Regions from separate parts of the Mus musculus genome. Here regions 2 and 3 are each linked to region 1. The links are chromatin loops, found by intact Hi-C in ENCODE. Cell type or tissue: heart. All regions are shown on one strand. Each heading gives the region's core, and the rest is flanking DNA. Links, peaks and the distances in the headings are about the cores only.

Region 1 (7,090 bases), core at 1,413-6,412:
CTCCCATGTGCTCATGATGTATCCACACATGTCTCCTCGTGGCTAGGTTGACAGATTTGATTCTTTTCCAGCACCCTGACCTGTTAGCACCAGTCCTGGGGGTCATGAACCCGCAGTGGCCAGGCCAAAGCAAGCCAGGGGATGAGTCTTGTGCCTAGGCTGTGAAATGCAGGGTCACCAGGGACTTAAACATCCCTCTTAGGACTTCCATGTCTCCAAAGTTCCCCTAAGATCCCATGCTGCTCCCTCAGCCTAATTCCCTCAGTAAACACTCACTGAAAGTCTGTTCTAGGCTGGGTCGGAAGAGGCTCACCAGCCTACCTCAGAGGAGCCGACCCCAGCCAGTCACCATGAAATGGACTCTGTAGGGAACCTGGGGTGAGAGAGCCCAGATACAAACTTGTGACCAAGGGTCCCAACTCTGCTGAGCCATAGGATATGATGATAGAAACAGGTGACCGTGGAGTCCAGGAAGGCATAGGGACAGAACATAGAGGGACCTGGAGGTCAGAGAGAACAAGGAATAGAAGTATTCGGTACAGGCTAGAGAGATGGCTCAGTGGTTAAGATCACTGACTGCTCTTCCAGAGGTCCTGAGTTCAATTCCCAGCAACCACATGGTGGCTCACAATCATCTGTAATGGGATCTGACGCCCTCTTCTGATGTGTCTGAAGAGAGCAATAGTGCACTCATATATGTAAATAAATAAATCTTTAAAAAATAAAAAACAAAGAAGAAGAAGAGGAGGAGGAGGGGGGTAGGTGAGAGGAGGAGGAGGAGGGAGGAGGAGGAGGAGGGAGGAGGGGGAGGAGGAGGAGGAGGGGAGGAGGAGGAGGAGAAGAAGAAGAAGAGGAGGAGGAGGAGGAGGGGAGGGGGAGGAGGAGAAGAAGAAGAGGAGGAGGAGGAAAAGAAGAAGAAGAGGAGGAGGAGGAGAAGGAGGGGAGGGGGAGGAGGAGAAGAAGAGGAGGAGGAGAAGGAGGAGGAGGGGAGGAGGGGGGAGGAGGAGGAGGAGGAGAAGAAGAAGAAGTATTCGGTACAGAGGGTCAGACATATCTCCTGTGCTCAGAGCAAGGGGTTCACACTGTTCCCCAGTTCCTGGATCCCTTAACCCAGCTCTGTATATCCACACAAGGAGTCCCAAGGCTGTCTGTGACTCCTGTCAAGGTACAAAAGTCCCTGCTCAGACTCACCTGGGACCTTTCTCTGAGATGTCCCTAAACTCCACCCAATACCCAACCTCCACCTACACAGCAGCCACTGTCAAAGGGACATCAGGGTCACTGCAACCACCTGTCACCAGTGAGGACAGACAGGGGACCCCTGCCATGTGGTCAGCACCGTAGGAACTCAGCAGGGATCACAGGCCTCCTTTGGGATGAAAGGATCTGTTAAGGCTAGAGGCCCTCCTCCACGCCCTCACTTCCCCCAGAGAGACAAGGCAGAACTTGAGGTCTGGTACTTAGGATCCACTTTGTTCCCCTTCCTGGAACCAGATGCAAGCTTCCCAAGTCTCCATCATCACCTCTCCAGGAAGCCTGCCCTCTCTCTCCATACCTGTGGTGTCCCTGGTCCCCATTAGAGATCAAACTCAAGGGTTCATTCCTTGCCAAGGGCCCAGGGGGACAAGGAAGGGGTGGATGAGACCTCTAGGCCTCAAAGGTAGCTGCCTTAGGGGAGATCCACAGTTGAAAGTGGGATCAGGGCTGCTACCATCAGAAAAGAACCTTGCTTCTCTAACTTCAGACAAAGAAACAAGAAAGGAAGGAAGATGAAGTCCCCGGTCACCTGTCTCTGCTCCCGAAGACACCTCATTTGTTTTGCTCTGGTCAGCCCAGAAGAGGGAAAGGCCAGACAAAGGTGACACATGAGTGTTAAAGAAAGGAAGACAATTCATAAAGCAGGGCATCTCTCTCTCTCATCCGCTCCTGCCCACGCCAGCCAGCCCAGCACCCTCAGCTCTACCAATCCTCCATGCAGCTGGACGCCCCACCCCGGGATGGCACCAGAGCACGGGCCCTCGGGTGGCTTCATGCTGCCCGTGGGCAGAGAAAACAAAGCGTCCACGAGGACATGTGTGACTTATGGCTTTAATCTCCCTGATAGAAGGCCTTTAAAGATTATTTCAGGGATGAAAAAAAATAATCCTGGGTAATGAATCAGGGCCTAAAGAAACTGATAAGCAGCAGGCACACCAGTGGGGGCCGAGCTCCTGATTTAATTAAAGTCTCTCGGATACTCCCTGAGACAAAATCCACGGAGGCCATCAAGGTGATAAAAAGACTCCGGGTCCCTTTAAACCAACTCACCTGCCTCATGAATCTTCTCTCGAGTAGAGCGGGGTGGACAAGGCTCCGTCGTCAAGGACCCAGGGAGGGAATCACTGCAAATGGCCTGGTTTGGGGCTTGTTAAGAGGACCTCCGGGGGGACAGAAGGTACTACACATTGCTCAGGAGCCAAGGTTGAGTCAGAACCTAAAGGATGCAGGGAAACTGGTCAGATCTGGAGCAGGATGCTGTGTGTCTGCAGACTGTTTACTGTCCCTCTCTGGGACTCAGTCTCCACACCTGGTGTCTGCCAGTGAGAAAAGAGAATGGGCCTTTAGGGAGCACCCCAGAGCTGGCCTTCCGGGTCTGAAATCACATGCTCTTTAGTTGGGAAGGAGACAGACAGTGTCTCTGTGCAGGTGAGTTCCTCTCTTCCAGGGTAGGCTGGGAAGGTAAACTACAGCCAGCTCTGCCACTGGGTTCTGCAAAGGCTTCAGAGAAGCCGGACGGGCTGGACCTGGAAAGATGGAATCAGGAGAGAGCAGTGGTTAGGGGTCTCTGTGTCCTCAGTTCTGGCTCATCCTCATGAAGGATGGACAGACAGACAAGCAGGGCAGGTGACCATGGGATGACCTTGTCAGCCCTCAAGCCTTGGCACGCCACTGGGTACAAGGGAGTGACAGTCACTCATACCACTGCAACAGGATGGCTAGATGAGTTTTAATTTCAGATTTACGAAGAACAATATGGAGTGTGTTTGTGTCCCAAATGCTGCGTTTATTTGCCACCTCTAGCAACGCTGTGCGTACGTCTCCTGTACTCTGCGCCTGGCAGAGAGCTACGTCAGAAAGAAGCCCCGTGTAGCCAGCAGTAGATGTCACCCCTTGGGAACATGGCCCTGGAGCCTCCAAGGAAGTAGTGGAAGGATAAAGAGAAGATTCCCTATCAAAACTGTAGGCTGGGATGGGCCAGTCCTAAACCCAGTCCCTGCTCTCCAAATCCTGTTCGGATCATAGGAGGGCTGGTGCCAGGGCAACCGAGCACTGGCTGCCACCTAGTGGTCATAATGGGAATGACAGGTTATGGCACCTAGACTTCACAGACGTGTTCTATTGGGTGGGTTCTTAATATTTTCACCCCGCTTAACCAAAAAAGAATCTAAAGTCCAAGGCGAACCCCAAAACAGGCCCATATGGAAGCCTAGTTTCCACTTCAGCTCTTCTCATTCATTTAATCACTGGGCCTAAGCGGTCATGTCTGTCAAATTATCCTCACCATCAACAGCTCCCTCCTGCCCACGAGTGAAATGGCCCTTCTCTCTGGTGGTCTGCAGAGCCTTCTCTGAGATAACCCAACCCGTACTCCTGCGACTCTTTATGCCTCCTTAAGACCCCAGCTTCCATCTTCCCTCCTCTCCTTGGTGTTCCAAGGCACCAGCCACTATTTCCTCCCTCATCCGCCCTTCGCCCTTGGCAGAGAAGCCCCTACTGCTCCACGCTGAGCAGGCTCTGTAGGTCTTTTCAAAGCTCATCTAATGCTAAAACTTTTCATTTTCATGCCTACCAACACCTCTAAGTCATAGCCCAAGGGCCCAGGAATACAGACTCAACTGTCCCACTCACCCTTGGAGCTTAACCGTAGCTTAAACCTCCAGCAGGCTCCTATCCCCTGAAACCCTCTCTCTCCAGTTGTTCAAGCCAAAAATCTTATGCTTAGAACCCCTGCCTCCAACACAAGACCCCACTCATCACCGCCACTAGCCCCTGGCCCCAGAGGGCATCATCATATTAATCGCGTGGGCGAGGACAAACAGAGGCTCCTGTGCTCCCCACTCTCATGTCTGGACCTATCTCCAGGTTTCCTGACAGCTCCGCTATTGTCATGGAACGTCCACAGGGCAAATGAAACTCCAGAAGATAGGGTATTTGTGTAAAGTGTGTGTGACAGAGAAACTATGGAAGACAGGGGAGAGCAACTGTATACCTTGTTTTTTTTTGTTTGTTTGTTTGTTTTTGGTTTTTTGAGAAGGGTCTCTCAGTGGCCAGGACCTTGACAAGTAGGCTAAGCTGCCCAGTCACACAGTCCCAGGGATCCACTTGTTTCTGCCTCCCCAGAGCTGGGGTTTACAGACATGCCTGGCTTTGCATCCATGGGTTCTGGGAATTGAAACTCCAAGCTTGTGCAGGTAGCACTTCCCCGGACGAGCTATTTCCCCAACCCCCATGAAGCAGAGAGTAAACAGTAGGTGTCACAGCGATGCTGCCATGTTGAGTTGATAATCTTACCTGGGAAACAGAGAGGGGGATGCAAGAGAAGACATGTCCTTGGAGAACATGGCCACGATCTAGTTCATCCCAAAAGCCACCAGGGCAGGAGAAGGAAGAGGAGAGCCCTGAATCCGGAAGGGAGCAGGAGACACTCTGGCTCCTTCTCCAGGAAGCAGGCTTAGCAATAGAACAAGGAAGACTCACCCAACCCGCAACCATTGTGTCTGCTTCAGGGGAACACTGAGAATGAGGGTGTCCCCAGGGCTCCCAAGTGAGGAAGAAATACCAGTCGGCCCATTCAGTGCGGAGGGTTCTGGGCCATGGCCACAGTGGCAGAGCTGGCAAGCTCAGAAGCAAGGGCTTCGTGAAGAACCTCAGCTGTCCTGCTGGTTCAGATGGGACCACTCTCGCTAGGGGTAAGCCTCAGGAGCTCGCGGGCAGCAGTTTCTAGGGGGGATCACAAAGGGACCCACAGCTCCCGGCAGAGAAACCAGGAAACACCCACCCCACCCCAAAAAAGCAGAGGGAGAGTCAGGTGCGCTCTGTTGGAGGATGGGGCCATGTTTGGTTGGCTTGTGTAGTATCCACCCTCAGGCAGCCTCAAGAGGAAGGTACCGAGGGGCACCAGAATGTGAGGGCCGAAAGATGGAAGATGGTGCCACCAACCAGGAAGATGGCTTCTTAATGATTCCATGATTAATTGTAGCCACAGGACGCACACACGCTTGGAAAGAGTCTTCCCAGGAGGCCCCACAGAACTCAGGAAGCCAGAGAGCAGAGGTCATGGTGGCTGGGGGGGTGGGAGGGAGGTGGCAGGGGATAGAGTAGGACAGAGAGAGGTGACAGCATACAGAACATTCTGGCATCTGAGCTGGGGACACCTGGAATTGGTCTCCACCTTCCCCTCCACTTAATTACCTTAGTTACCTCATCTGCTAACAGGGCACAGGGTCCTCCATCTCTCCAGAAGACAGGTGGTCACCTGCCAGGTCTGCCAGAGGGGATGTGGTGAGGCTGGCAAAGAGCCAGCCCCATAATGAAGCCATCACATCCTTCCAGGGGAGGAAGCAGAAAGGTCAGGCTCTCCTCCTGGAAGGCACCATGCATGATCCACCTGTATTCCACACATTGCTCTCCTTGCTGGCCCAGTGGAAGCTGGAGACATCTCTGTCTTCCTCACGTGCAAGCCCACAGAGGCTGCACCCAACCTCCTACACCCTAACTGCTCATACCCCCAAGGAGTCCCACGATATTCTGTCATCTGCTTGTTCCCATTGATGAGCCGGAAAACTGAGGCTTCTTTCTCACCATTAAAGAACCAGAAGGTGCCATGGGGACACATGACTGTAAATCCCAGCACATCGGAGGTGGAAGCAGAAAGATCAGAAACCCCAGGTTACCCTTAGCCAGATAGAAATTTTGAGGCCAGCCTGGGTTACATGAGATTCTATCTCAAAAAAAAAAAAAAAATACACACACACACACATATATAAAACAGTTATTAGGGTCTGAGCTCTGTCCCCTCATCTTTCTCAGTAATGGGGATGTCTCCTGGGCCCAGCTCATCAGTTCAAGGAAATCTTTGGGAAAGCCCAGACCCATAAACTATCTCACAAGTATGTTACCCACAAGTAGGTTAGCCAAGGTTGGCCGGAACTCACACTGTACTACAAACATATAGCCTATCTCAAAACCAAAAGAGCAACCCAGAATACCCGAGTTAGCTTGATGGACAGTTACAGGTTAATTGATCTACATTGACTTTCTAGATGTGTTTTAAACCCCTCCTGCAAAAACCGTCCTAGCCATAACCCAGGAACAGAACAAAGCAGAGCTGCCTCCGTTTAAGGGGCCTAGGCGAGGTGTTTTGGGAAAATGTCTACACTAAAGCTTTGCACTGTGGCCTCTGTGGTGTCAGTCTGCAAGCCTGGTCTATCTCAGTCTGAACAGCTAGGAAGGGCTGTAACTGTCCCCTGCCCCCACCTGCCAGGGCAAGCTGTGCCCTCAGTGCTCTCAGACCCAGTGGTCAGCCAGTGTCATGGTCAGCCCCAGGGTTGCCTTCTCTGCCACTGTCCCAGACTTAGCCTTCTAGGGGACAGAACTCCAGGTGCTCTCCCTTACTGTCCCTAACTCAGCTGCTGCACCCCTGTCCTCAGCCAGCTATTATCCATGGGTGTCCGAAGGGATCATTCACCCGACACTGAGTGTCCTCCAGCCAGAGGACCCTGTCCTCAGCTGATGATGCTGGTGACAGTGTCTGGTCCCTGGCACAGCTCTCTCCCTTTAAGGCCAGGGTGAGCAACGGGAAGTGAGTCTTAAGTTCTGGGAGCTCTGGGAGAGCCTCTCAGTTTATCTAACTCAACCTGAGATACGGAACAAAGAGTAAAAATGTTCCCTCAGGCAGATGAGACCTGGAAGCAGAGCGTATAACAGTGACTATGGCTCCTGACTCGGACCACAGAGTGGACTTGGAAATGGCTAAGAATCTGTCTTAGATGTTCCCAGCACAGAAAGAAATGATGCCAGGGAGCCAGCTGGGGCTGTACAGGGAAAGGAG
Region 2 (7,090 bases), core at 1,190-6,189, 220 kb before region 1:
TCCGCGCCCTCGCCCGCCCTGCCGCCGGCCACAATGCCCAGCGCCGCCGCGCGCTCGCCCTAGAGTCAGCGGGCCGGGGCGGGGCCTCACGCGATAGAAGGCGGGGCCTGGAGGACGGGGGCGGAGCCACGGGGCCCAGCGAGGGGGGGTACCCTACCGCTGTGTAGGCGCGGCCGAGTTGGGGCCTTATCAGAGGGGATCCTTGAAGAACGCAGGATCCAAAGCACCGGAAAACCGGTCCGCTGAAAGCGGCGGAGTCTACCGGATTTTCTTTCCAAAAATAAAGGAAATAAACATTCGTACACTTCTTAGCTTGGGTGTGAATCAGCTTTCGCTTTTGATTCGGTCTCAAAAGGGGATGGGGGTGTTTAAGAAAAAATGTCAAACACTCAAGTCCTGGTGGAGCGGGGGATGTAGTTGGGGAGTTCCAGCTGTGGATATTTGGGCATGAGTTAGGATCGTGATTGGTTCTGTTTTTCTCCTCGACCCAGGACAGAACTCTTTACGTGGGATCCGGAAGGATGGCTCATCCTAGGATATGGTGAACCAGTCCAATTGAATAAAAGGACGTGTGTGGGGAGGGAACCTGCTGCTGTGTTTTGCTCCGAGCACAAACTTGGTTCTGGTTCTGCTCCTTAAGCGCGTGACCTTGAAGGAGCTGCTTAGCTGTCTCCATCACTGTCACCTGTGAAATGGGGAAGAATGATGTTAGCTGTCTCATAAGGGGTTGAGGAGCAGAATGTGGGAAATAGGTAGAAAGTGGGGGCACAAATGGTGGCATCCCTTCCCAAGGTTCTTGAAGGAAGTCCTTGTCACCCAGAGGTGGGCCCATAAGCTTACGTGACCAGAGGAGACTTGGGAGATGTCTGTGCATCCGCTCACAGGAAGCTCACAGCACTTCCATGTGGGAGCCCACTAACGGGCTAATTCCATAATGCTATAAAGAAGCAGCCCCTACCCCTTATCTGCTGACCTCCTAAGCTTTTCCTCTTTGCAGATCTGGATCAGCCCTCTTCTTCAGGAAGAGAGCAGCCTAGCCAGGTTCTGAAGTCGGGTAGGAGGGTAGAAGGGTGGGAGGGTGGGAGGTATCCAAAAGAACCTAGTATTCCCAAGTTTTTCCTAGATTGGAGAAGAAAGGTTTGGGAGCCATAGTTGCTGACTAAGAGGTTGGTGGTGTGAGGGCAGAGAAGCAAGAAGATCCATGCTAGCTGTGTTTGGGGGAGAGGGAGGCAATGAAAGCGGGATTTCTCGACACCCCCTCTATCCCAACTCCACAAAATGAAGACTGGAGATCTATAGAAGGCTGTGGCTATAGGTGACGCCCCACATCATGGCTGGCCACCCAGGCCCAGTAGGGTGAATCCGGGTGGAGTGAACGCCCAAGGCAGGACTTTGGTTTCTGTGGGCAAAGGTAAACGGGCTATTTTTATCCTGGCCTGGAACAGCATGAGCAACAGCAGTGGCTGAGCACACCCAGCCTGTTCCACCCATTCCAGACCGCAAGCACGCAGCGATACACGCCCCTCGGACAGTTACACATACCTGCAAAGGAACACACAAGTAAATACACAACAGAGACGCACAGGTGCAAGATGACCTTTCCTGAAACACCCTGTGTACAAACAGACATCCACCTAGAAAAACACCCATAGACCAAAGCCTGTGAGATTAAAAACCCCAAACATAGCTCCAGGCGCACACACAGAGACATCTGACTGGAAAGGCAAACAGGTATTTGGATATTTAAAGACTGGCAGGAAACACCCGCCTGGGATGCCTGGGTACCAACACTCACATCCCATGTTCAGACCGGAGACCCGGTCGATGAGGTCAAGGGTGCTGTGCCTGAGAGCTCAGTGGATGCCTCAGGTTCACACTCCCCCACTGGGATAGAAAGTGTTTTTCTTTAGACATTGCTTAATTCCTTCTGGGGTGAAAGGGGTGCAAGAATATTAAGTATTTCCCTTCTTCCTACCTAGCCCCTACCCACCCTTCAGTCTGGAAGTTCTATTTTAAAAAAGCAAAGGCGACTTTATTCTAATTAACTCACAAATAAAAGCATCACACAGCTAGCTCACGGCAGCCACTCTAACCCTTGCGCCATTGCTTCTGGGCTCTATCTGTCTCTGTGAACATCTCTGTATTTAGAATGTCCAGTCTGAGGCCGTGGGGCCTCCTTGGGGCTCTGAACTTTTACTGTCAAGTACAGTTTTTATTCAGTTACACACACACACACACACACACACACACACACACACACACACTATAACAGAGTGGAAACTAGATTTAAAAAAAAAAAAAAACAGATTCATGGGCTAGAGAGATGGCTCAGTGGTTAAGAATACTGTCTCCTTTCCCAGAGGTCTTGGGTTCAATTCCCAGCAACCAAATGGTGGCTCACAACCATCTATCCTGGGGTCTGGTGCTCTCTTCTGGTACTCAGGTGTATATGCAGATAGAGCACTCTATACATAAAATAAAAGAAATATTTTTTCTTTTTTTTTTCTCCCTGCCCCTAAATAAATCTTTTTAAAAGGATTCATATTCTTTCATGACTGTTTGTCCTTTTGTCTCTTCTGCCTTTCTCCATTAGCCAATTTCTCCCCTCTTAACATCTGCTCATGGAGGTCTGTCTCTTTGGAACTAGCGTCAGCCCTTTGAAGGAATCTCCGTTATCTCCTCTGGCCCTACGTATGTTAAATCTCAGGGAGATTTTTCAGCCACCTGCAGCAAGCCCCAGCGCCCCACTAACCCCGGTAGTTCAGGGAACCTCATCTTTGGTCCTCAACTGAGAATGACCACGTCCCTCCCATGTATAAGGCCCCACAGCCCTAGCAGTAACACAGTGGAGACGTTGTACAAAACTTTCCAGAAGCATCGTCATACCCTGTGCCTTGGCACTCAGTCAGGGCAGGGGGAGGGGGCGCTACTTCTAGTTAAGAACAAGGATTGCCAAGGCTGGCCTCCGTTTTTTCCTATTTATCATGGCATGTCAATACAATTTCCTGCACACAGTCAGATGCATTAGGAGGCGAGAGAAAAAGAGAGGCTGTTGATCCAACGCCTACAATGGCCCTGAGAAGGAGTCTCAACGCTCTACCTGCATGTCTTGGAGGTTTTGCGGCGATGTCCTGGGATGTACCAGGAGAGGGGAGTGTTTAAGGCTGGAGGCAGGAAGCCTTTGTTGGGGCACAACTGCTTTGATAGCTTGGGCCAGTCTTCACCCTTAATGGTGGCTGCAGATGCTTCGGGGACCGGACCACTCTTAACATGATAGCGTGTAGGACTGGAAGGTGGACCCCAGAGGATGGATGCAGGCCCCAGGTCCCCGCCCAAACCACTGCTCCCATCCCGACTCCCTGCTGTTCTTACCTGCTTGCTGAGAGATCTTACTTAACCTTTCCGGGCTTCAGTCCCCTCCGTTGCAAAAAGGAAATAATCACCACTTCTCAGGACTAAAAGGAATATGCATACTCACTCTGAGCTAGCTGAGTAACAGCTCCCTATTTCGTAACAATTATAATTTGAAAGCAGCCTTTGGGGCTCCCTGAAACAGTGGCTAGCAGCCTGGACAGGGCATCTCCAGCACTGGCCATGCTCGCGGATGCCACTAGGCGGCGCACTGCAGCCTCAGCTTCCTTGGCGCCGCAGCAAGCAGAGTAGGCTAACTGACTGTCTCTGTCCACTCTTCTCCCAAGAGATATTTCTCTCCCCTGGGTGATAAAAGTCGGGGGTATGCGGGATTGTGAGTGGGAATAGTTCAGAATAATGTTCACGAGGCTTCTCCTGATTAGTCCGGGACAGAAGAACCCTAAGTCAGTTGTAAGCTGCAGAAAAGGAAGTGTCTATGGTTGAAGTCCTTCAATTTGCCATAATATTAGCATATTCAATGCTGATCCTGGCCTAAATCCTTCACATGCTAGCCACACACATGGTGCTGTGGGGGACCCCATTCACAGATGAAGGCAATGAGACCTAGATAGTAAGTTGAGGGCAATGGAGAGTCCCACCCTGACAGAGTAGATCACAAGCTGGAACTTACCTTTTAAAAAATTGAGATGAGGGGCCAGAGAGATGGCTCAGGCAGTAAAGTGCTTGCTGCAAACCCAGGAAGACCTGAGTTCAGATCCAGAACACCCAGTAAAAACCAGGGTGCGGTGTGTCCTGTCAACCGCAAGCTGTGGAGGTCTAGGTCCAGTGAGAATCTCTCTCTAGAAACATAAGGTAGAAAGTGATTCAGGAAGACATGATCCCCTAGGCTCCACGTGGGTGTACACACACACACACATGTGCACACACAGGAACTCGGATAACATACACAATACGTAGAGAAATAAAGATAGCTGGTGAAGTGGCTCAGTGCCGGGCTTGAAGACCTGAGTTCACTCCTAGAATCCCACCAGGGTGGGAAGAGAACACTGATTCCCAAAAGTTGCCCTGAGCCATACATACACTGTCTCTAATTTTTTTTTTTATTTTGAGAGTGGGTTTCTTGTAGCCCAGGTTAGACATGAATTTCTAATCCTCCTGACTTAACCACCTAATTCCTGGGATTACAGGCCAGGGCCATCACACTTGGCTTCAAAATTCTTTTATTGACAAATTTATGAAAGTAAACTTTATTTTAGTGATGAGTTTGGTTTGCAGAAAAATTTAGAGCACGATACAGAAAGTTTCCCCATGTCCCCCTAGGAAGTCCCCTTTGTTATGTCTAACACACATATGGAATGTTTACTTCATGTGGTGAGCCCATGATGGTACATTATGAAGAAGCAGAGTTCAACCAAGTTACCTTGGCATGTGCCTTGTAGCCTCATTCTGGGATGAGGTCTCAGCCAGGACCTGTCTCATGGCGACTCCCTAGGGTCCTGTTGGCTGTGCCAGTTTCTCAGCACTCCACCCTCATTTCCAATGACCCTGGCAGCTGAGGATGATCGGCTAAGTATTTTTGGAAGATGTCTCCCATCTGGTATTTGCCCATCATAATTGTCTCCAACAGGGGGTTCTGATATTCCCTAGCTATAGCACTTCAGCTTGTACAGTGGGCTCTGATTATGGGCAAGCATGCCTTTGACATGTCCCAGTGAGTTCACCGCCCTAAAGTTGGGATGCTGGGGTGGGGGTGGGGGAGGCAGATAATACCCAGGGGCCAAATAGGAGAAGGGAAAAGGAGGGCTTCCAGGCACTAAGTCACAGGGACAAAGGCCCTGAGGAGAGGTGGCAGGTGTGTGTGTGTGTGTGTGTGTGTGTGTGTGTGTGTGTGTGTGTGTGAGCTGCACGATCACATACTAGGGAAGGAAGAGACCAGAAGGGGTGGTTCCAGCCAGTTAGTCCTGTGTGCCAGAGCTGAGGTCTAATACTAGGGAGATGGCAGGGACTCAGGGTTGCTCACTGACTGCAGAAGGCCGGGAACATCGTTGGGATTGTATGTCACAGTAATCTGAGGTGGGGTGGGCAGTGAGGGTGGTGGCCACCGAGTGGTCCTACAAAAAGAGAACCTTGTCCCAGGGCTACAGAGAGTCGACTTGGGGGATACCTAGAGGGAGGAAGACATGTCTGGAATAAGGAACCAGTAGGAGAAGCTGTGAGGTGGTGAAGGAGGTAGTGGAGAGCTGGGGTTTAGATGCTGTGAGTTCCGTGGACTCCCCAGTCTCTCTCCGTGGTCATCCCAGTCTCCGTGGACTCCCCAGCACACAATGGTGAGCACAGCACAAACTGGTATGCTCAGGAGTGGTTATTGTTTCAAAGATAAGGACAGTGGCTGATGACCACATGGATAGTTTCAGCCCTTACAGCCAGGAGTGCCAGATGAATTAGCTGTCAATCACTGTGATAAGCCAGAAGAAGCATGGTCATTTCCTGTGTGATTTGCGGGGCTGTGGAAACTCCCGTGTCCTTACGTTTTTAGGACAGGCTTTCTCGCTGGTCACCTAGGATGTTCTTGGAGGTGGATGTTAGATGTGAGCAAGTTAAACTGGAAACCAGGGAGCTGAAAGGCAGCTCAGGGGCTCAAGTGCTTGAAGGGAGAGCATGAGAACCTGAAGTTGCATCCCCAGAACCCATGTATAGGCAACTGTGCAGCCTACATTTGGAACCTCAGCATTCCGGTGGCAAGATAGAGGCGGGGTCAGGAGAATCCCTGACAGCTCTAGGGCCAGCTAGCCCCGTGTGTGCATGTAACAGTACATTTGACTGCCTCAGATAAGGTGGATAGTGAACTCTAACTACAGGGATGGAGGTGAGAGGAGAGGGTGGGGGGGGAGGGAAGGAGAGAGAGAGAGAGAGAGAGAGGGAGAGAGAGAGAGAGAGAGAGAGAGAGAGAGAGAGAGAGAGAGAGTAACCCTGGCTGTCCTAGAACTTGCACTAGAGATGAGGCTGGCCTCTAACTCAGAGATCCACCTGCCTCTGCCTCCTGAGTGCTGGAGTTAAAGGCATATGCCACTATGTCTTTATCGTCTTCCTAAGTCTGGCAAGAGAAAAAAATATTCTTATGATCAACAGTTATGAGCAATTACTATGAGGACCCGCATTCAGTTCCCAAAAGCCACATCAGACAGCTCATAACAGCTTGTAACTCCAGTTCCGGGATGATCTGACGCCCTTTTCTGGCCTCTGTGAGTATTGCATCATGTGGAGCATCCACAAATGATCAGGCACACACATACATACCCACATTCATAAAAATAAATTTGTTTTTTTTTTATAGGAAAATAAAATTCCCTAAGGAAAAGGACTGATCTGAGGTCTCTGTTGGGGACATACTGTGTTCTTATGACCAGCCCACCCCATCAGTCTCTCCTAAGTCATGAATGGGAATTATTGAGATAAAGGTCAGACAAAAGGAGGGAACACAAGTTACTACCCTGCCAAAAACAAAACAGCAAAACACAAAACAACCTTTTTCTGCTTTCTCATAGTTGACTGTGAAGACATTCCAACTTCAATGCATTCAGGTGAACAGTGAGATACCTTATTTAATAAAAAAAAAAAAATCTACAGTCATTTTATTCTATATTTATTCAGCTCTCGGCAATGCAACTTCCTTTTGCTAGGCCAGGTCTGTCCAGTTTCTGTATTCTTATCTGACACT
Region 3 (7,090 bases), core at 1,120-6,119, 68 kb before region 1:
GCCAGTTCCTGTGATGGCATTGTTCTCATTGTGAATATCGTTGTGGATGGCACTGCCCTAAGCCGTGGGCCTTGAGAAAGACTCTCCCTCTCCAAGCCTCAGTTTTCCTGTCTGCACAGATGTTCTCCTGGTCTATCAGGCTCTGAAGACTGGGCCCACCCTGTCAGCAACATGATCCCCTCTCTCCTGAGGGACACAGCCCACCGCATGGCTGGTGATTAATACGCTCTGAGTGGGGCCCCGACCCCTGTCAGGGACATCAAGGTAAGTGCCTGTGAGCAGGCTGAAGCTCCTCGGATGAATAAATAATAGCAGCAGAGGCGTAATGGGATCCAGGGAGGCTGCTCAGGATAATGGAGTGACAGACACAGCATCGGAGCCCCAGGGACCTGAAAGCCCAGAAGAGTGGCTGGAGAGGCAGGGAGTGGTGTGTGCCCTTCCCAGGACTGACCATGGAAATTGTCAACACCTGTTCTGGCTCACTGGGGAATGACTGGCTCCAACTGTAGTCAGTCCCTTCGGAACCACTGCTGCTTGGCCAGGCTGAGCCAGAGTCTCACACTGCGCACACCGACAACTCAAAGCACAGAGAGAGGGAGTGAGGCCAGCTAGCTCTCCACAGCCCCTGCTGGCTCCAGTGCTGATGGTCCCTAAGGGGGTTTCTCCTCTCTGGTCATTGATCCCTTAACTGGGAACTGTTCCACGGACTATGCAGGGTCTCGGTGGTGCTCACTGCCCGGATGAGAAAGCAGAGAGAAGCTCTTGATCAGCCTGCATGAGGACCTGAGTTCCGTTCCCAGAACCCATGTTTAAAAGTGTGGTATTCCACACTTGTAATGCCAGAATTGGAGAGGCAGTTCCCTGGGCCTTGATGACCAGTCAGCTTAGCCTAGCTGGTAAGCCCCGGGGCCAATGAGAGTCTCTGTCTCAAAAACCAAAGTGGACACCATAGGAGAGACATCTGAGGTTGACCTTTGCCCTGCACATGCATGCACAGACAGACAGACAGACAGACAGGCAGGCAAGCAGGCAGGCAGACAGGCAGGCAGGCAGGCAGGCAGACAGACAGGCAGGTAGACAGGCAGGCAGGCAGGCAGGCAGGCAGGCAGGCAGGCAGGCAGGCAGAGACAGAAATGTTGCAGGAAATATTTGAAAAGAATGGCAGTTTCCACACTTTGTCCCTGGTATTCTCTGCCCCGGTGGTCTCACAAGCTAGTTCTTATCTTGTGGAGACTGACTCAAAGCTCCAAAACCTCTCCACCCAGCTCGCTAAGTTCTCACTGGCAGGTGGCTGCCATGCCAGCCCCATGCTTCAAATCCCCCATGGCCTTTGTGGCACACATCAGGCAAACCCACGCTTTGCCACTGTACCTTTCTCTCTGGGTTCCAGAGGAGCCTCTCCGTGAAGGAAAACGCAACACAAACTTAGTTTGTGAACAATGGTAACTCAATCTCTGGGCGCAACAACTAAAATCCTAACTTGTAAGCCTTATTAAATCTAGGTCCTCCAGCGGCGAATCCCACCAACAGAGAGACACAGAGACAGAGAGACACAGACAGACAGACACACACACAGACACAAAAGCATGCATACATAGGAACACACAAAGAGGGGTGTGTGAGTCCCCCAAACAGTGTCATAAATTAAACCACAGTAAGATTGCACCAGAATGGCCCCATGAGAAAAGCTGGCAGTACCACATGCTGACCAAGAAGATATGGGTTCCCAGGTGTCTCACACTCTGCTGCTGTGTCACAGTCTGCCCTACTTCTGCCAGAGCCATGTTTTCCCTCCATGATAGACTCTGTCCTCTGAAACCATGAGCTGGAACCCCCTGCCCCCAAATTGCTTCTGCCAGATATTTTGTTATACTTCTGAGAAAAGCATATACCCATGATGCTCCCCGTGACCACGGTCAAGGGCCAGGCTGCTGCCCGTGGCTCGCCTAGATGCCCTGCAGCTGAAAGTCAGCTCAGGGTCACCAAAACCCCACAGCATTTCGGGCATTGGAAAATGTGTCCTCTGGGCTGGGATTATTGTGTAAATTAAAAGGCCCTCTTTCCTAGAAGACACAGACCCTTGTCACACAGGATTAGATTCCAGCTCTCCTGTGCCCCATAGTCTGGACCTTTGTGCCCAACTGCACCCAGGGATCACTGGGCCCTTTTCTTTTTATTATGTGTATGCATGTGGTGGGGGTATGCACATGAGCGCAGGTGCTGCAGAGGCCAGGAGAGGTCATCGGATGTAGCTGGAGATGCAGGCAGTTGTGAGCTTCCTGAACCCAGATCCTCTGTAAGAACAGTACGTGTTCTTAACTACTGAGCTATCTCCCAGCCCCCCTAACCTCGCTGTCTTTGAGCAAGTCCCTTGCTTCTCTGTGTGCTTCAGTTTCTCCCTTGTAGAGTAGGAATCAATAGTTGTAAAGACTCAGTGATATAACAGAAAGAAACTTGCCTTGAGAACTATGATAGGCTTGGGGTACATGCCGTTCCCCTCCTAGCCTGGCAGACAGATAGAAGGTGGATGAATGGTTGGGGCATATGAAGGTTCCTCATCCACTGGATTTGGAAGCTCCTGGGAGGCTGGTGAGGAACACCTCTGAGTGTGTCCGTGAGGGGGTTTCCAGAGAGAATTAACTGAGGGAGGAGACGTACCATGAACGTGGCTTGTACCGTCTCAAAGCCTGGCATCCTGACCTGAATAAAAGCTGAGTATAGTCATCTTTTCCTTCTGCTTCCGAGCCATGGGAGGTGGACTGCTTGGCTCTACCATACAGTTTCCCCCCCGTCATGGAACAAAATTTCCAAAACTGTTAACCAAGATAAATTTTTCTTTCCTTGTTCCTATCAGGTAGAACTAACTAATACAGGGAGTGAGTGTCTAATAGGTAGAAATGGAGAATAGGTGATTGGATGGATGGTCAGATAGGTAGGAAATTAGATGGATGCATGGATGGATGAATGGTTCACGGATGCATGGATGGATAGATGCATGGATGCATGGATGGAAGCAAGGATGAATGGATGGATGCATGCATGGGTGGATGAATGGATGCATGGATGGATAGATGCATGGATGCATGGATGGAAGCAAGGATGAATTGATGGATGCATGGATGGATGCATGCATGGGTGGATGAATGGATGCATGGATGGATAGATTGATGGATGGGTGGATAGATGGGTGGATGGACAATAAGATGATCTCTCAACTCCAGCTCTTAGTTCTTTGTTCTCCCTGGAGCAATGAGAGGCAAGAGACTTGGAAGCTACAGTCAGTGTCTTCTGATCTCTCTTTTGTCCCCCAGGTATCCCCAACTCAGTCAGTCTCAAGATCCTGACCATTTGAGTTCGAATGTCTCTGAAAAACTTCTCCAGTATGTTTGGAAAGGGCCATGGCAGGAAGGTGAAGGGAGTTCACATCTTAGGCCAGTCCCTCCCCCAGCCCATGAGGTCCTGCTCTCCATGGGATGGAGGAGCAGAGCCCCCTCCTGGGCCCTGATCTGTAACGAGATAACTGATTGTTCTTTCCTCTTATTCTCCTTCTCCATAAAGGGCTAGACAGAGACGAGGCAATTAAAAGGCGTTCCCAGCCGCCCAGAGAGATTCAATGAATATTAACCGGCTTCCAGCTGCCGTCTGGCAAAGGCCTTGGAGCAGACAGCTCCAGAAAGGTTTCTGGGCCCTTGGGATGACTCAATTTTCAAGAGAACAATAGGGGAGTTTGCTCTGCCTGGTGACCATTGAGCGTCTCCTGCAGGAAGAAATGAGGTCCTGCAGCTGCCCGGATGTAAAGCTTGAAGAGACTGGGCTGGGATGCAGAACAGGGACTCTGAAGTCACACACGTGGTATCTGTCACGTATGCAAGCATCTGAACAGACAAGGTAGTTGGCTAGGTGTAGAGGGATTTGTGGGAACCAGGGGAAGGCTGGAACCAATATGGGCAGGGTCACCAGACTTTGTGGGCTTTTTTCAGAGAACAGGAGTGACGGTGAAGAAGAGAGGTGTATGTGTCTCATGCACACACCTTACTTAACCTGTCGTGTCCTGCTGGTCCTCTGGTCCAGAGTAGACAATGGAGATGCACAGGGAGTTGGTTGGCACCTGACTTCAGCCACATCCTGCATCTGGTTCTTAGCATGGTAGTTCAGAAAAGAGCAGAGGCTAGCCCAAAGCCCCGCAGCTACGGAGTACATGAGTGTCAGCTCTCTGTCTCGCTTCTACCTGTATAACAATCATCTTTGGAGCACAGCATATATAGCCCCCACTCCAAAGAGCCTCTTAACCCAAATCTAGATGACACTCCCTTCACAGATACTGGCAGGCCACATTCTATGGACTCGGGAGGAATTCTGTCATTTCTCATTTAGTTCTTTTGGAATCCTCAGTGACTCACATGGTGCCCATGTATCATGAATGGGATGGGGATGTTCAGACAACAAAATAAGTCTACACAAACCTATTCCAGCCTTTTGCTCTTGAAGCTGGGGGTGGGAGTCAAAAGTGTCAACAGACACGCTGTGGATATTCATTCTACAATAGACGAGACAAGCCCTAACCAGAGCTATGGCCTGCCCATCCCACTAGGTTGCTGGTATTCACGGATGGACATGCAATGAGGCCTGGCAAGGGAGCCACCCCCCCCCCCCAGCTGTGAGTTGGCCAGGCAATGCGAACAATCTCCTAGGTAAAGGGGCTCTTCAGTGAGTAACAGGCTGAGGCTTCAGCTCTGTACCTTTTCTCTGTCCTGGTTCAGAACTATCTAGGAAACTCTGGCCTCAACACTCAGCCCAGCCCCGGCCTGGACCTAATCTGCCAGATCTTTCCAGAAGCCTCTGTCTTGGAGGTAGGCAGACTTGGGTACCAAACCTTGTTCAGAGTAGCCCTGAACAAGTTATTAAAGCTCTTGAGGCTCTGTGTAAAGAACTGGAACTCAGGGATGTCACCCGCCTGGGAGCTCAGGTATGAACAGTATATTCAGTAAGTACATTAGCTAAGGTTCTATAGAGAAACAGAACTGATAACATGAATATCTATCTACATAGCTGTCTGTCTATTGGTCACACACACATACGAAAAGGGCATTTATCAACTGGCTTAGAGGCTGAGGAATGGCTAGTTCAACAATAGCTGTCACCCAACCCAAAGACCAAGATCTGGTGCTGTTCAGTCCGCAAGGCTGGATGTATCCGTTGGAATCCTGAAGACGTGGGTTATAATACCAGTGAAGGAATGCCTCAGCAATGGGATAGATGAACTTGTCAGCAAGGATGAGAGCAAGCAAGCAAAAACATCCTTCTTCTGTTTCAAGGTAATCCCGCCAGAGGCCACCACGTGGACAGTCTTAAAGCCAAGAAGAAAATCAATATTGCCAGCCTGCAGTCGCACAGGGAACTTAGTCAAATCACACAGGCCCGAGCTTTACAGATCTTTGTCTTTTGTGCACAAAAACCACATCCTGGTTGTCACACTTCAGTCTGCAAGAAGCAAAACTACAGAAGTCAAAAAGCAAGGTTAATCCATCTAGGAACTTGTCTGGATCCCAGAACTATGGGCTAGAACTTTGTTCCTGTTTTGGCAGGTGTTGTGACCTGCATGCTGGGTTTTAAGGTCAGAATGGTGCCTCTAACGAACGTGGTGTCAGTCATGCTAAGGTCTGGGGACCTGTTAGACTTCCATGTCCTTTTATGTAGGCTGCTACCAGAAAATATGGCCCAGATTTAGGGTGGGTCATCCCATCTCAAATGACACAATCAATGAATGTATGCCCAGCTGTTTGGGTTTTAGCTGATTCCAGCTGTAAAGTTGACAACCAAAATTAGCCATCATGGTAGGCATCAAGTAGGGCCAAGATTGAGATGGCAAATGGGTGTACCACTGCCAGAGTGATGCTCCACAGCAAGCTCACCCCTGCCCCAGGGTGTGGCTGATGAAGCTCCGCCCACCCCATTGGGGTACTCAAGGTGCACAGGCAGTTGTTAGAAAGAAGTCTTATCCTTCCTGCCTGCTCATGAGCTGAGGCTCCTCCCTGAACACTGTCAGCACTATTTTTATGAATCCATTGATCAGCAAGTCTTTGCTGAGCATCTGTCTGGTTCACTACCAGGCGCCCCCTCGATGCCCCAGGGGACTTAGCCAGATGCCTCCCAGATTGCAATCAAGCTGCAGTGTAAGGGCTCTCCTTCGGTGTCTCATATGCTTAGAGCAAGAAGGTCACATACCTCTAATGTGGTGTCAGTCATGCTAAAGTCTGGGGGCCTGCTAGACTTCCGTGTCCTTTTATGTAGGCTGCCACCAGAAAATATGGCCCAGATCTAGGGTGGGTCTTCCCATCTCAAATGATGCAATCAAGGAACATATGCCCAGCTGTTGGGGTTTTAGTTCATTCCAGATGTAAAGTTGACAATCAAAATTAGCCATCACAGTAGGTGTTAATAAACCATGCTAAGATGGAGGTTCTCTGCATTTAGGATGGGCATCCCTGCTGCCTCTCTTCTTGGTAGTGGCATCAAGAAGAGAGGAATGGTACAGCCCATCTCCACCTTGGCATGGTTTATTGATGCCTACCGTGATGGCTAATTTTGCTTGTCTACTTGATTACACCTGGAATCAACTAATACCCAAACAGCTGGGGACAAACACCACAAGAGGAAAGGAAGGACAAGGACCCAAGAGAGAAAGGCTCCCTATGGCATAAAGGGCAGAAGAAGCCCCCTTGGAGCCTGAAGGGGCAGAAGAAGACCAGATGCACAGACCGCATCCACTATGGAAGTAGGAGGTGTCATGGGCTGAGTTGGTACCCAGGGATGTGTCAGATGACCCTTGGCTATGGCAGCTCCTTTCTCCTGGCCATGTCTTGAGTCCTGTCTTTCTCCCTCACAGGTTCTAGAAACAGGACAGCCAGTGGGCAAATACCTTCCAAATTCTGTCTCTTCCCAATGTCTGCCTCGAAGCCAGAATTAGATTGTCACCTCATCTCTGCTGTCTGTTATCATCTGCCTTGGTCATGTGATTTACAAGTGTTCATCTTCATGTAAAAACAACAACCAAAACAAAAAAAAAACAAGCAAACAAAAACACACACAC

What was found. Peaks named below come from ENCODE experiments on the same cell type or tissue, not always from the same donor. Only the 100,000 strongest peaks of a DNase experiment are listed, where the experiment ranks them.
Region 2: it touches region 1 in a loop (5-fold over the local background); 26 of 42 quality-filtered maps call a loop at or near these places.
Region 3: it touches region 1 in a loop (2.1-fold over the local background); 3 of 42 quality-filtered maps call a loop at or near these places.

What each region holds. Positions count from the first base shown.
Region 1 is chr10:61,049,118-61,056,207 of GRCm38, forward strand. No RefSeq gene overlaps it. Among named protein-coding and RNA genes, the nearest start is that of Gm20611, 21 kb to the left of the region's middle. In heart, for the core only: a CTCF peak has its summit at 3,329 (motif pointing left); a DNase peak (open chromatin) is centred at 3,318; H3K27ac peaks cover 476 bases; H3K27me3 peaks cover 1,160 bases.
Region 2 is chr10:60,831,547-60,838,636 of GRCm38, forward strand. Unc5b (unc-5 netrin receptor B) reads right to left here and starts at 35. Exons shown (of 17, transcript NM_029770.3): 1 at 1-35. In heart, for the core only: no CTCF peak of the experiment used is centred there; DNase peaks (open chromatin) are centred at 1,315 and 3,615.
Region 3 is chr10:60,981,671-60,988,760 of GRCm38, forward strand. No RefSeq gene overlaps it. Among named protein-coding and RNA genes, the nearest start is that of Mir466j, 24 kb to the left of the region's middle. In heart, for the core only: a CTCF peak has its summit at 3,764; no DNase peak of the experiment used is centred there; H3K27me3 peaks cover 324 bases.